Linked DNA regions of Homo sapiens: region 2 is linked to region 1. The links are chromatin loops, found by intact Hi-C in ENCODE. Cell type or tissue: heart right ventricle. All regions are shown on one strand.

The links. Hi-C counts contacts between places; a loop is a spot of excess contacts. Peaks named below come from ENCODE experiments on the same cell type or tissue, not always from the same donor. Only the 100,000 strongest peaks of a DNase experiment are listed, where the experiment ranks them.
Region 2: a loop joins it to region 1, with 5 times the contacts of the local background. A loop is called at or near these places in 7 of 110 quality-filtered maps.

What each region holds. Positions count from the first base shown.
Region 1 is chr9:89,874,046-89,882,045 of GRCh38, reverse strand. No RefSeq gene overlaps it. Among named protein-coding and RNA genes, the nearest start is that of MIR4290, 150 kb to the left of the region's middle. In heart right ventricle, no CTCF peak of the experiment used is centred here; DNase peaks (open chromatin) are centred at 2,155, 3,115, 6,935, 7,535 and 4 weaker places; H3K27ac peaks cover 5,383 bases.
Region 2 is chr9:89,620,222-89,628,221 of GRCh38, reverse strand. No RefSeq gene overlaps it. Among named protein-coding and RNA genes, the nearest start is that of LINC03062, 16 kb to the left of the region's middle. In heart right ventricle, a CTCF peak has its summit at 3,953; DNase peaks (open chromatin) are centred at 4,031, 4,579 and 6,313; H3K27ac peaks cover 1,542 bases; H3K27me3 peaks cover 551 bases.

The DNA.
Region 1 (8,000 bases):
GTGGTTATGTGTGTGTGGTATATGGTGTGTATGGTGTATGTGTGGTGTGTGTGTGGTGTGTGCTGTGTGTGCTGTGTGTGTGTGGTGTGGGGTATGGGTGGTGTGTGTTTGTATGTGGTATGTGTATGTATGTGGTAGTTGTGTATGTGGTATGTGCTGTAAGGTGTGTGTGTGGTATGTGGTATATGTGGTGTGAGGTGTGTGTGCTGTGCGTGTGGTATGGGGTGTGGTGTGTGTGCAGTATGGAATGTGTCGTATGTGTGGGGTGTAGTGTATGTGGTATATGATATGTCCATGGTATGTGTGTGCTGTGTATGTGGTATGGGGTGTGGGGTGTGTGTGTGTGATATGGAATATGTGGTATATGTGGTGTGTGGTGTGTGTGTGGTATCTGATATGTGTGTGGTATGTGATGTATGTGTGGTATATGAGTGCTGTGTGTGTGGTATGGGGTGTGGTGTGTGTGTGGTATGTGTGGTGTGTGCTGTATGTGTGGTATGGGATGTATGGTGTGTGTATGTGGTATGTGTGGTATGTGTTTGTATGTGATATGTGTATGTAAGTGGTAGTGTGTATATGGTATATGGTATTTGTGGTATGGTGTGTAGGGGAGTGGGTATGTGGTATGTGTGTTATGTGTAGCGTGTGTGTGATATGTGTGTGGTGTGTGTGTGCTGTGTATGTGGTATGGGGTGTGTGTGTATGGTATGTGGTATGTGTGGTAGTGTAGTGTGTGGTGTGTGTGCTGTGTGTGTGGTATGGGGTGTGTGGCATGTGTGTGGTATGTGGTATGTGTGATGTGTGGTGTGTGTGCTGTGTGTGTGATATGGTGTGTGGGGGGATGTGTGGTGTGTGGCGTGTGTGGGGGGTATGTGGTATGTGTGGTGTGTGTGTGTGGTATGTGCTATGTGTGGTGTGCTATGTGTGTGTGTGGTATGGGGTGTGTGGTGTGTGTGGGGGGGTATATGTGATGTGTGGTGAGTGATGTGTGTGGTATGTTGTGTGCATTAATAAATTCCTAGGCTCTCTTCCCAGGGTCACTGGGTGACCTAGGCAGTCCCGGAGCTGGACATGTCCATTGAGGGCTGGAGTGGCCTAGCACTCCCTCCCATCCTCTGAACAGTCCCCTTCACTGTCCAAGATAGTGCCTTCCTCTAGCAGACACATGCCAGGCTCTGCAGGCCGGAACACGCATCCCTTTCACAGCCTCCTCACAGCCCTGTTCAGTGGCACTCTGCAAACCTCGGTTTTATGATCCTTGTGTCAAGCGCATGGAAACTGGTCATAGCACCAAAAAAATTTCTGCTGTGAGATAGGTTTCTTCTGTTCAAGATGGCACGTTGGGGTTACACTTTAAACTCCCTCCTTGACCGCAGCCACACTGTGGGCACACTGTTTAAAAAGAGTGCACACACATCTGCACGCACACATGTGTGTACAACACACTCACCCATCTCTAGGGTGCAGAGGGGCTCGCTGCACCTGGGCCTCCTCACACCAACGTGTGAATGATGATGAGCTTCGAAACCTTCCCAGGAAGCCATGTTTTTGAGCACGTCTCTGACTCCCAGTATGGTGAGGTGAAGTCAGAGCTCCCAGGTGACTCTCCCCACCAGGACTTCCCAGGGGGCCCCACACAGCTGCTTCTCCACGGTGCCCCGCTGACCACACGTATCACCAGGGCCGCTTGCCATGTGACACTGCCCCAGCCCAGGCCACACCCTCCAAAGCAGACTCTCTGTGGACAGGACCCTGATCTGAGCTCCAACAAGCTCCCACGGGCGAGCTTGAGCTCCCGCACCATGGGCAGAAGCAAGAGAATCATGGCCTGGAAGCCTGGCACGTGGAGATGGGGGAGAGTGCTGCTTCTCATTTTTCCTTAAACAGAAGGAAGAGTGGCTTCTACTGGGGTCCTATGCTTCAGAAGGCCCCATGCAGGTTCCCCTCGCCACCAGGAGCCCACACCCCATCCTTCCAGGAAAGGACCCCCCAGTTCTCTGCACAAATGCTCTGGCCACTTCTGTGGCCTGCTCAGGCCTTTCCGGTTCAGACACATCTTGCACAGTTGTACGCTCATTGGGTGGTCAGGAGGCAGCTGTGTCCCAGGGTGCGGACAGAGCTTGGATGTGAGTGGCCGGAAGGCCTGGCCAAAGTGTTGCACGGCAAGGAGAATTGGCCAGCTTTCTTATGGGCCCCACCCTGCCCCAGGCTGAACTGTGCATGTGGGCTGGATTCCCTGCTGCTCTGCTGTGGATTGAGGGAACTTCACCCTACGCACATGTTGATTTCTGATATCTGCCTTCCAGAACTCGGAAAGAATAAATTTCTGTTGCTTTAAGCCACCCAGGATGGGATGTTTCGTTACAGAAGCCCTAGGAAATGAATGCAGAGGCCTGTTTTGCTATTTGCACATGACTTGTCCTGCTGTATGCAGTGGTTGTCAAAAGCATGGTCCCCAGACCAGCACCATCAACATCCCCTGGGATCCTGTTGACAAAACAAGTGCCAGCCCCGGCCAAAGCTATTACATAAGAAAATTGGGGCGTGGGGGCAGTGATTTGTGTTTTACGGAGCCCTCCAGGGTATTCTGATGCTGCTCCAATCACCACCACTGGAGAGGAGGTGGGATGTCAAGGAAAGGGCAGGATAGGGACCGGAGGATGGGCCTGCAGGGGCCTGCGGCTGCTTCCGGCAGCATCCCTGGACAGCTGTGCTGGGCCTGTTGGCAGGAGGGAAGGCAGTCAGGCCTGAAGAGGTGGGTGTGCATACCCCACAAGGTGTCATCAGCTCCCAAAACTTGAGAGACTTAAGAATGCACCATCACACCTGTGTGTGGCCACACATTTTGTTCTGCAGAACTCCTAGTGCTCTGTGTCTTGGGCCTTACAGAATAATCATAGCCCACGGCCACTTTGCGTGGACAGTGGAAACAGTGCCAGTGGGGTGCTGTCACAGCCACGGATGGCCATGCCCTTCCCAGCTGGCTCCTAAAGGACACATCCCCAGAGTTTCTGCAGCTCCAGTGGCAAGGTATAGCAGGCATGGCCCCAGCTGGCTCCCAGCTGCTCCAGGCCCCCTTGGCTCTGTGCCTCTGTACACGGTGTCCCTGTCTGCTGAACTGTTCTGTCCCCACTGAGTCATCCTGTAAAGCAGCTCTCCTATGTCACCTCCCCTCGGCTGTTCTCTGTGCCCACTGCCTCCGCTGCTCACTCTATCTCAGCATGCAGCGAGGCCCTCAAGAGATCCACCCACACAGCCACCTCTTTCCCGACTGTCATCCTCCCAGCTGCCCCACTTTGTTCTCCTGGTGGCCCTCTCCCTCCCCGAATCACCACTTCTGTTCACTATATTACTTAATCATTGGGTTTCAGGATGCACTTAGTATGTACATGCACAGCCAGAAGGAAAGCTGACTCTTCCTCTTAGAAGCCCAGGCTGGCCATTCTAAAGTGGTAACAATCTCCAAATAATTCCTCAAACCCCGATTCCTTCACTGCTGTGGACACACAACCCTGTGGAGATCATATTCCTTGTTTTAACTACGACTTAGCAGAAAAATAGAAGGTGAAAGTTCATTTGGGTTATGGATGTGATAACTTTTGAATACAAGGTCACCTCCCTGGTCCCATGACAGTCCCAAACCCAGGTCCACCTCAAGCTGGAGCAGAACCAGCCTCCTCCTTCTCCCTGCCTTCTCTGGGCAGAGACACACACTTGTCCCTTGGGGCACTAGGCATAGGTCTATTGGCAAGGACTCCGAGGCCGCTTCTGCAAAGCACAGAGCCAGGACCTGCAGAAATGGCCGAAGGAGGGTGCTTTTCCTTCATCCCCTTGTCATGCACACTCATTGGAAATTTTCTTGGGCTCCTTCCAAAATAATTGATGCTTTAGGAAGGAATAGACAGATCAACAATGTGGGCGGGATGCTGAGTTGGGTCCTGAGACTGGGGGCCTGGAGTCCATGAAGAGATGTGCTCCCTGAGGAATCTTGGTGGCAAATATAACAAGGCCAGCCTCAGGTGTGGGGTTGGGAGGCGAGGTGGGGCGCTTCTCCCTGGAAAGCAGCTGCTGCCTGCTCAGGCCTGGGGAGGAAATGAAGCTTTCTGCTCATTCACTCACCTGCCAGTATGCACAGAAGGCAAACGGGGAGACAGTTTGACCGAGAGAACCATCTGTGTGGGTCAGCTCAGGCCGTGGTAATAACGTGCCACAGATCTGGCAGCTCAAACAGCAGAACTGTATCGTCTCACATCTCTGGAGACTGAACGTCTAAGACGAGGCTGTCAGCAGGACTGGTTCCTTCTGAGGCCTCTCCTCGCCTTGCCGATGGTGTCTTCTCCCTGCACGCTCACATGGTCATCCCTCTGTGTGTATCTAATCTCTTCTTCCCAGGATACCAGTCCTATTGAATCAGGGCCCACCGCAATAACTTTATTTTACCTTACCTCTTTAATGGCCCTGTCTCCAAATACACTCACATTCTGAGGTCCTGGGTTCAACGCCAACATATGAATTTGGGGGAACAGAGTTCAGCCCATCCCATCACCCCAACCCTCAGCTGGAGGGCAGCATGTCTACCCATCTAGGAGGTCACCCTGTTTCTATGTGTAAGAAGTCCAGGTGGTTTTTGGGAAACGCCATAGCTCCAGCCTGCAATGGTGCATGGAGCAGGGGCCAAGGCTGCTGATACCCTGGGCTGGCCCCGTCTTCAACTTTAAAGCAACATATTGAGAGGCTCTCTGAACTGTACACCATGTTCTTGGCCACCTGACAAGGGGAGAAATAGGACAAAGAAAGTTGTGTGATGAGGCAGAGGATCTTCACAAGCACAGGGCAAGAGTGGGGTGGGATGGGGGACTGAGCTGATCCCCGGGGGGGATGAGGGAGTGTCACACCTTCCAGACCCTGCACACCATCCTCAGCCTGCTGGGATGGCCTCCTCCCCTCTGGAGCCAACCTATCCTGCACCACTTTCTGGGTACGTCCATGCTCGTGGGGAAAAGGAGCAGATTCTCTGGCCCTTAGGATACCTGAGCTTGTCCTAAGCAGCCAGTTTGGACCTGCACAAGCCTGATTGACTTCAGGATGTAGCCAGACCACAGATGGTGGCCTTCCTTCTTCGCTCTATGTCCTTTCTTATGCACGTGGATCTGAAGCCCTTTGCAGCAATTTTTAAAGGGAAAAACATAATTTTTTAAAAAATGGCATGGAGCAGCTGGGCGCAGTGGCTCACACCTGTAATCTCAGCACTTTGGGAGGCCGAGGTGGGTGGATCACGAGGTCAGGAGATCGAGATGATCCTGGCTAACACGGTGAAACCCTGTCTTTACTAAAAATACAAAAAATTAGCCGGGCGTGGTGGCAGGTGCCTGTAATCCCAGCTACTCGGGAGGCTGAGGCAGGAGAATGGTGTGAACCTGGGAGGCGGAGCTTGCAGTGAGTCGAGATCGCGCCACTGCACTCCAGCCTGGGTGACAGAGCAAGACTCTGTCTCACAAAAAAAAAAAAAAAAAAGGCATGGAGCAATTGACAAGTCAGGATGAGAAGCTGAGAAGGTGTGGAGTGGAGAAGAGAGATGGTGGAGGGCCTTGCAGAGGGTGAGGCACCCCGAGAAGAAGAGGGAGGCCCTTGTGAGTTAAACCCATGTGTCCAGGGACAGGGCTGAGCTGGGAGGGGTGGGGCTCACCCATTTTATTTATTTACTTACTTATTTAGTCTTTTTTAAATTTTACTTTTTTATAAAACTTTTTTTAACTTTTTTCTTTCTTTCTTTCTTTTTTTTTCTTTTTTTTTGAGACGGAGTCTCATTCTGTCACCCAGGCTGGAGGTGCAGTGGCGCAATCTCGGCTCACTGCAAGCTCCACCTCCCGGGTTCACGCCATTCTCCTGCCTCAGCCTCCGGAGTAGCTGGGACCACAGGTGCCCGCCACCACACCAGGCTAATTTTTTTGTATTTTTAGTAGAGACGGGGTTTCACCATGTTAGCCAAGATGGTCTTGATCTCCTGACCTCGTGATCTGCCCGCCTCGGCCTCCCAAAGTGCTGGGATTACAGGCATGAGCCACCGCACCCAGCCTCCTTCTTTCTTTTTTAAGAGACAGTTTCCCTCCATGTTGCCCCTCCTGGCCTCAGGTGATCCTCCCACCTCTGCCTCCTGAGTAGCTCAGCTTACAGGCATGAGCCACCGCACTCGACTAAGGGGGAGTCTGGGCCTTGGGGAGCTGTTGTCCCCCATAGTCCTGTGGACTCCTGCAGATGATGAAGTAGCCAGCTGGAAGGCTTTAGGATAAGAGTTGAGCATGTGCCTGCCCTTCTGCCATCAAAAGCAGGTGTGATGGGGGCCCCAGAGGATACGTTAAACTTCAGCTCCACAGATGGGGGCGGTGCATGGATGCCCTCGTGAGCTGCCAGAGCTGCCTTCTCCTGCCCTCAGCACCCTTGGGACCTGCACAGCTGGCACGCTGGGGGGGTCTGCCATGCAGTAAGGAGGAATCAGGCTTTTGAATAAAGAGGAGAAGGCTAGCTGGCTGCAGTTCCTAAACACGCACCGAGGGCCTCTCAGACCAAGGCAGGAGAACTTCACGGGGTAACTCACATGGCTGCTGACTGCTTTCTGACAGAAAAAGAGTAGGAGAAAAAAAATTAAAGTGAAGAGAAAAAGGACAGAGAAAGAGATCAGTGCGGAAGCTGCCAGGCAGTTTTTCTCTCTGTTTGCAGTTTCTAAGAAGAAGCAGCATTGCAGGGCACACACAGGACTTCTTGGTTGCCGTGGGCACAGACACTCAGCAGGAGCTGGTGAGGAGCTGGCCAGGCCTCGGGGAGCCGCTGCATGGACGCCCGGGGAGCTGGCAAGCCCATGTCCCTCTGGACACAGTGACAGGCCACTCCAGGAGGCCCCCATCTAGATGTTCGTCAGACTTCAACCCCAGAGTAAACCCAAACAAGGCAGGGGTTGAAGGAGGTCACGTCTAAGCCCTAACAGAAACTTGGCAGTCAGCTGTCAGGGAGCGTTTGGCCATGCAAACCAGACTCATGGATTTACACAACAAACAGGACATGCCCAAGCCTGGTTGTTTAGATTGTTCCTGCATTTAGGTTTTAATTGTAGAATTCAGGCCTCCTCCCTGGATGCCCTGAACACAGCCCAGCCTGGGCTGGCTCACACTGCGGGAGCAGATCCTATCACCTTCCTCAGGCTGGGCCTTTGTTAACACTGGTTTTGTAAGCAGCCTGCTTCAGCATCCAAGAGGCACTCAAGGGTCTGCCCAGAGCAGGAGGATGTGCAGTAGGGCTGCTGCTCACCCAGCCCCGTCGCCCAGACCTCTCCACCAGGTGCTTCCCAGAGGGAAGTAGAGTGTTCCTGAGAGACCTGGGCAGAAGGAAGCAGGACTAGTTAGGGCCTGTGTCCCTATGTGTGGACAGAGGGCTGGGCCACACTTGTCCTTTGTGCACTCTGTTCATAATAACTGCTTGCTGAGCATCTGGGACTGCAGGGGATGTGCCTGTGAGAGGCACAGTCCTGGCTCTCGTGACGTTTGCAGCGGGGTGGAAAGGAGCCCAGTGCCAGGCTGGGAATGTCATATTCACAGAAACGGTGACAGCGGCCATGGAAAGTCCAGAGGAGGCCATGCTGAATGGAGCCGTCCCCCGTGTGGATGAGATCCTCCCAAACTGGGCACCTCTGGGCAGCTTTCAGCCCAATCGGTAGAGTTTATTTCCAGTTCAGTGGGGTGCCCCGGTTAACCCACTTTGGGAAGAATCTCCTTGTATTTGGAAAGAGCTGTGCTCATACCTTGAAAGGGGGATTGGACCTCATGAGCTTTCATGAGGGTGCGGGGTCTCCAGGTCCCCCAGAATTCTCCGGACACTTGCTTAATTTACTACCTCAAGGGGCCTCTGAGCAGCACTCAGAGAACTGAGTGCTCAGAGAACCCATTTCTCTGAGTGCAGCACTCAGAGAACCCATTTCACAGATGGAAACGGAGGCTGGACCTGTCCAA
Region 2 (8,000 bases), 250 kb after region 1:
TGGCTCATGCCTGTAATCCCAGCACTTTGGGAGGCCAAGGCAGGTGGATCATGAGGTCAGGAGTTCGAGACCAGCTTGGCCAACATGGTGAAACCCCATCTCTACTAAAAATACAAAAATTAGCTGGGCGTGGTGATTGGCACCTATAATCCCAGCTACTCGGGAGGCTGAGGCAGGAGAATTGTTTGAACCTGGGAGGCAGAAGTTGCAGTGAGCCAAGATTGTGCCACTGCACTATAGCCTGGGTGACAAGAGCAAAACTCCATCTCAAAAAAAAACAAACAAACAAAAAAAGATGTTCCACTGGGTTGTTCTCAGAATAGCCCAATATTCAAGTGACTTTGCCCCAATGTCACAACTGAGAACCAGGGTTCATAAGCTCACCTAGCTGGTTAGCAGGGTGATAGAGACCCCAGGTTTACCCTGACCCCAAGGTCCTGGTACTTGGCCCCTCACACCCCAGCCCCCTGCCCTGGTCTTTATCTCACCCTAGTGTACTGGGTGTCATTTAGACCCATGGAAGGACTCGCCCAGGCCAGTGAGCTCAGAGAAGCATAGGGAACCCTTGTCCGATGCCTGCCCCCAGGGAAGGCAGAGCAGGGCCAGTGGGGCAGGTGCCACACAGTGAGCTGTGCCTATGGCCAGCCGGCCCAGCGCTCCTTCCCGGGTTTCTTACTGTGCCGAGGTGTGGGGTGCAAAAGCTGATCCTCTCCCAGCTCTGAGTCTCCTTCAGGACAGCTCACTCCAGGGAGCTCAGCACATGTCACCGAAACCTTCCATCTGATGGCATCTCAGTGCCTCACGGCAGTGGAGCCCTCAGCCTGCCTCAGAGCAACTGAATCTAGGTTCCTAAGTGCATCCCCTCCCAGACTGAGCTCAATGCCCCCTCCTTAGGGAAGCTGTTCGTGCCTCTGAGGGTGTGTTCTTGCACCACTGTTGGGCTTTCTTTCCCACACTCCTCGCACTTTGTCATTGTGTGCTTACTTCTGTGATTACTGGCTGGGTCGCTGTTCTCCACCCACAGGTCCATCTGCCCCCTACAGTGGGCACATGAAACATGGTGAGTGAATAGCAAAACACCAGGAACCCCTTCACTGAAACTCCAGCCTGCACCATCTCCCAGCCCCACGCTATTCACACCAAGGTCAGCAGGGCCTTAAACGGCCAACGCCCCAGCCTGACATAGCACTGGGCACTCATTGGATCCCCTGTCCATGCTGAGAAACGATGGGAAGGAGGACAGTTTCCCTTTCAGGGTTCCAAGCCCTGCAGTTGATCTGGAAAAATAACGCCGGGAGCTGTGTTCACTCCCTGAGGCGTGTCAAAGCTCTCTTTATCTCCCCCTGGAAGTTCTGACATCAGGCAGTTCTCCTCGGGTCCCAGCCAGAGCGGGGACACAAGCTCTGCTTCTCCTGCTCCTCAGAGAGGTTTTGTTGGGCTGTAGGTCACACCCTGTGGCCACAGGCAACTCCACACCCACCTGAGTGGAATGTTCCCTGATTTTCACAAGAAATGTGAGCAAGCTGAGAACTGAGCTTGGCGGTGCAACTCCAATTTGCATTCACCCCCAGATCACACAGGTATCTGGGGCCTCTCTGCCTGCAGTGAGTGCCAGCCCACTGAGTTAGGCTGTGGGAAGAGCCTTTGCAAGACAGGAGCCCCTCATGTGAGCAGAAATGCCCCAGTAGGGCAGGGACCAGGTCAGTGGGGGAGTGAGTGGCTGCAGCCTGCCTGCCGCTGACCTCTCTGTAGCCATCGGCCTCGCAGGGTTCCTGTCTCCTTGAGCCAGGGGACTCTCTGACTTAGATTGTACCCATCTCTTGGGTGCTTGGCAGTTCCACAGCATGACATCAGTGGGGTCGCACACTTCCCAGATCCAGCCGGGCTCTGCTCGAAGCCAGGAGGGGCTGCAGCCAAACATTTAAGAAACGTGTGCTAGCAAAAAGCTGCCTGTTTTTTTAAGAATGAAGAAAAACTTAGTTTCCCAGTGGAAAGGATTAGGCAGAAAAGCTAACATTTTGCTTTAAGCTAAAACAACACCTATTATTGACAACCTTACAAAGGTCAATGTATTATCCTACTGCTCTGGGCCCCTGTTTCAACAACAGTGGAAAATGCCTGGAGAAGGGAGAAAACCCATAGAATCCACATTGCTCAGTGCTCTGTGGCGTCACTGCAGACTCACTGGGCACCAAGGGTGGTGGTCTCATCCCTGCCTCCACAGTGTAGGGGAACCCACGGCCATTTTAAACACAGATTGCCTCTGCCTGCAGGCCTGGTTGTAGTGGCCACGTGACTGCCTCAGCTCAAATGACCATGAAGTGAGGACTGCAGCAGGCCCCCTTCCATGCACCCACACTAGTAGAGTGGCCTGCTGCAGACGGCCGGTGGTTGCTGTTCTGGAGCAGAGTCTGCAGCCAACCACAGGCAAGTCATGACCCTGTATGCTGCCTGTGGGTGTACCTGGTGCCCTCCCCTCCATCCTGGACCACCGGCTTCTCACCTGGACTCTTGGTTCCCTGAGGGTGGAAGTCCTGGCCAGCCCATCTGAGACCGTACACCTGCCCCACCGTCTCTTATGCATAATGAGAGCTCCCTAACCATCTGCGTGGTGACTGCATCAGCCCCTCTGCGGCCATCAGAGGGACCCCCAGAAATCAAGTCTGAGTCAGCCTCAAGAATAATCAGAAGCCAAGAGCCAGACGGTGAGGCCTCTTCTGTGCACTCCAGAGTGTTGCATGGATGCTGTCCCTGTTCCCAGCCACTATAAAGGGAAGGCCTGGCTGAGCACAGTGGCTCACACCTGTAATCCCAGCACTTTGGGAGGCTGAAGTGGGAGGATGGTTTGAGGCCAGGAGTTCAAGACCAGGCTGGGCAACATAGTGAGAAAAAAATAAACAAAATTATTAGGGCATGGTGGCATGCACCCACAGTTCCAGCTACTCAGGAGGCTGAGGTGGGAGGATCGCTTGAGCCTGAGAGGTCGAGGCTGCAGTGAACCAAGATCGTGCTACTGCACCCCAGCCTGGGTGACAGAGCGAGACTGTCAAAAAAAAAAAAAGCCTTCTGAATGACTGTAAATGAGCACAGATGCACACGAGTCCAACAGCACCTCCTAGAAACAGGCTTGCTGCACCCAAATGTGTGGTCCACAAGGGGCAGGGCAGAGTGCTCCGGCCCCATGTCCCAGCCACTGCCCCCTGCCTCTGCTCTCCTTGGGCATAACTCCTCCAGCAGAGGCACTAGGGGAGGTGACACTCAGATGCATCCTTTTCAGTCTGGGAACCATTCACCACATCCAAGAGACAAAAAGTTAGAATGAGATTTCTGCATTGCCCCTTTGGGGTTTTTTATTTGCCTCCATAAATATGTTGGGGACTGAGTTCTGAACTCACCTCCACAGAGTATGTCACAAGGAATGGGGCATAGCCATGGCCCACGGGGGTTCACAATCCCAGATGAAGAAATGCCAGGGGCCGTCAGGACCCAGGTTATGAAAGACACCAGGTGGGTTGTCTCAAAGTGCCCATTCGGAAGTCACAGGAAATGAGAGCTGAACGCTGGAGATCCTGAGGCTATGGTTGCTGCGCTGGGTAGAGATGGGGGGCCAGGTGAGCTCTGAGAGCCCCTCTGAACCCCAAATCCACAGTCCTCAGGAGCCGTGCCCATGAGGTGCTCTGTGCCCCCACAACTGACAGCAATTCTGAGCCTTGAGCAAGGCACCCGGGGCCTCGGGACAAACCCAGAGTGAGTCTCACCATGCTCAGCACCTTTCCACCAAACTGCTGGTCCCAGCCGCTTCCTCCCTGGCATAGTCAGCTCCCAAACCCAGGTCTCCCAAGAAAGTAAAATGCCCTCCAATAATCAACGTCACTAGCAGGGCAGCAGCCTGGAGGAAGCTCCCGCCGGCCGTGGACTGAGCGCCGCCTTGCTGGGAGAGGCGCCCTCTCACTTTATTTTTCTGAAGGGTGGGCAGGGCACCCAGAGAAGGGGAAGCTGGTAGACAGAGCTGCCCTTAAAACTGCCACAGGCTGCCAGCAGCACACTGTGTTCAGGAGTAATAACAGCTATTAGGCTGCATAATTAACCCGCAGAGGGAAGTCATCACCACCAAGAAACTAAGGGCACTCAGTGCTCCTGGCCGCAGACCAGCTGGCTGGGGGCGCCAGGGCCTCCTCACCTCAAACAGCAGTAGCCCTCAGTGGGGGTTTCTGGCCTGCTCCCCTCCTGGGTTCCTGTGTGTTGGGCTGTGCACACTCTCCCTTGCTGAGCAGAGCCAAGCCACTCTGGAGACGCAGGCTGAGGAGCTAAGAGCCCAAGAGCCTCACTTGGTTTTCTTGCACTTTCTCAATGCAGCCCATGGCTGCAAAGAGCCTGCTGGTGTTCCTGAGCCTGCCAGAAAGATCTGAAATGCAGGCAGGTGTATGTCTTAAATGCCAAGAAAGGAGGCAGCAAGGGAAGCCCACAAGCTGTGTTTATGGGAAACCAGAACAAAAAGGTAAACTCCAGCCCTGCACAGAGATAAAAATAACAGCGGTACAGGAGGTCCTGCCAGAAGCAGGCTGTGCTCACAGCTCCTCATTGCCGCTGGGCCTGGGGCCGGGACCCAAACAGCGAGGACAGCGGGCAGTTCACCCCCAAGAGCCATGGGGGCTGGCCTCCTCCTCGTTCTAGCTTGTACAATTTATCTCCCTCTCACTGGCTCCCTGCTTCTGCAGACATCTGAGAAGTTCAGTCGGGATACCCGACTCCTAGCAGAGCTTTCAACCAGGCCCTGTAAACAGTTCCCAGACAGGCTTCAGGACGGCTGCAAAGCACTCCTCTGGGCATGTTCCCAATGCCTGGAGTCATCTACTCGCTGGTGACCTTGAGCTGGTCACTTCACTGCAGGCGCCTCAGGGGTCTTCCCTTCCCAGGATGGAAAATGATACCCAGCCTTTGAGGTCATGGCAAGCGAGGACCATCAACCTCAGGGCTTTAAATGCTGAGCTCTGCTTACTGAGAAGCCCTTTGTTTACAGAGGCGCTCAGGGTGTGGGGCTCGGCCTAATCCCCATCTGCACGGTTCAGAACATCCCACCCCAGCCAGGGAGTGTGTCCTGGTGCGGACCTCCCCGGCTAATGCCAGTGCCATTGCAAAGGCTAGGTCAGCTGCCCTTGGGCGATGCTGAGCCTGGGCCATGATTTCTCGATCTAGTTGCCAGCGTTGGTTTTATCTGAGGACTTAGCAGAAGTATGATATGCAAACACCTACACATGCACACACATATACATATATACATATAGTTGCTTTCTGGTTTATGATACACAGGCTTTGCAGACATATTTGTAACTAACTGAAGAGAAATTTCATCCACATGTCTGCACGGCCTTCACTCTGCCAGAATAATAGCCAGGGAGGCCCCATGGCTACTTGGGGGATCTTCTCTCCTTCTGTTTTTCAGTTGGAAGAAAAGAAATGGTACCTTGCCATGCACCAGAAAAGCTTTAATCCCACAAAAAATGGAGCTTCACTTATCCCTGGCTGAAGCTGGCCACGGCTCTGCTTCCGTGCTCACCGCACCATGCCGATCCTGGGGTTGCTTTGGGGCACCCTGAGTTCATTCACTGTGCTTCCTGGAAACCCCAACAGACCTTCCTCTCCTGAAACTTCCAGGGTGACTGTATTTAGAAAGGCAAGTTCCTCTGAAGGCAAATAAAGAAATAGGGGACAAGAACAGTTTCCCAGATCTCCACTTCCTTGCATCGCAGGCCCTGGGGTGGTCAGTATGCATGAATAGGAAAGAAAACCCAAGGTCAGACTGCCTCAAGGGGGCCGTCAACCTCTGTGGCTTGTAGAGAGCACAGACAGGAACCCCACAGGGGATGAAAAGGGGAAACCTTTGGATGAAGCTGCAGCTGCAGGCACAGTTGCATGGTGGGAAAAACAAAGTGGTTCGCATTCCAAGTGTGGGGAGGAAACTCACTTTCACCATGTATCCACTCCAGGCAAGGCCCTCTCCTGGGCACACAACTTTCATGCGTCTTGTCTCAGTCTTTGCAACAATGATAGGAAATGGTCTGGGTGGAGTTATTGGACAGAAGAGGAGACTGGGAGAGGCTGAGACCACATTAGTGGGCAGGATAGGGTGTGGAGGTGCCAGGGATCTGCCTTCCAGCAGGTGTGAACTGGAGGGCCAGTCCCTTCTCCACCAGGCCAGACCCCAGCCAGAGAGGTCTCCTCCTGCCCAACTGCTGGCAGATATGCTCATGGCAGCGTTGATGCTGAGGCCCAGAGCTTTGTCAGCCAGGGAACAGAACCTCTCAGAATCTGCTCTCTGCTGCCAAAGCCGGGCCCTGGGACAAACAAGACAGGCTCCAGGAGAACCCTGCAAGCTGAAGTTGTTCTTCACTAATTGCTAAACTGTGCAAGACCAAGTGAGAGAATCAAAGCAACCAACTTCCAGCTCAGAACAGAACATACTGTGCACCGGCTGCTTGTCCATCACCTCACCCGGGGATTCCACAAGGTGCAATGTTCCCATAACATGATTGTTTAATAGAAACCAAGGGTTCTGGCCATTGTTTTTTCTGTGCTACCTTGTTTATTTGAAGTAATTTGCAGCCCTGAAAAAATAAATAAATAGGGCAAATGCTAAGGAGAGAGGACGCTTGTAGAAAAAATGATTTTGTTCAATTTTACCCTGTAGAAAAAGGCAAAAAGTATCATTCAGCTTTGAAATAGGGCCTTCTCCTTTCATGTTTATGAGACAGATGTCAGCCTCCATGGAAAGGAGCAGAAGCAAGCAAAAGAGGCCACAGCCTCATCCAGCACATGGCTGGATGGTGACAATGTCAAAACCAGAGCAAAAAGGCAGAGCCCACCTGCACTGGTAACACCCAGACATCCCCACAGACCCTCGGGTGGCCTCAAGAACCCGGGAGAATGAAAAACATCAAGAGAATCACTGTCTTTATTTTCTAGTACTCACTCTTTAAGAACGAGCTGCCAGGCCCATTTGGGAGGCTCACAGGGCTGTCTGCTGTTGCAGGCCATTGAGCACGGCATGCTGGCCCTCCTCACCAGCACCTTCGCCACTCTCTGCAGGGGCAAAGTAGCTCTTTACTTTTCACTCATCCTTGACTATCTGAGGTTGGTAAAGCCAACGCTGCTGACCTAATGTAATAGCTGGGGAGTCCAACAAGATTGAACGATTGCGCTTCACAATAGACAGGTATGCACTATGGGCACATGTGCCTGTGTGTGTGCGTGTGTGTGTGTGCATGTGTGGGAGGAAGCAGCTAACAGAACAGGTGATTATGGAACCTGGGGAAATTGGTGTCCTACAACTGGGAGAGACTTTAAGAGCCCATTGGCTTTAATCCGCAGTTCACAAGCAGAGAGGCGTCTGGCCATCTCTGAAGATATTGAGCACTGAGAGAGGGAAGGCCAGCAACCTGCCCCAAGGTCAGATCCCGAGTCAATTAGTGCATTAAGCACCTCTGAGCACACAGGTACTATGTGAGGTCAGACGTCTTAAAAATGTGGACATTAAAGCTCAGAGAGGTACCAAAAAGTCTGAAGTCACAGCTGGAAAGCTGGGAAGATCAGGAATTCAAAATGCAGTCCCCAGCCCCACGTTGGCTCCTAGCCCAGAGCTCTGGCCCCGTGACCAATAAGGGCCAAGGTAGGACAGCGTCCTGTCTCATCGTGTGGTGGCACAGCACTCCTCCCGTTTCTCTGATGCTGCATGTGATCAATCAGCAGAGGACAGCCCCCTATCCCAGGATCAGCCTGGAACTGGAGCTCGAGCTCCCGTTCAAGTTCAATGTCGGTTCAGGCTTGGCCCCCATTGAGCCAGAAATTTCTCCACAGAGCTCTACCTGGGTGGAAATGCAAATCCACCCCATGGAGTGGAGGGCTCCTCTGTCCTCTCGATGCCCATAGTGTTCTCAGTGAACCAGCAGAACTGTCCCCAGAAGCGTTTTTGGAAAAATTGCCCTCCTGAGTGTGCAGGAGAT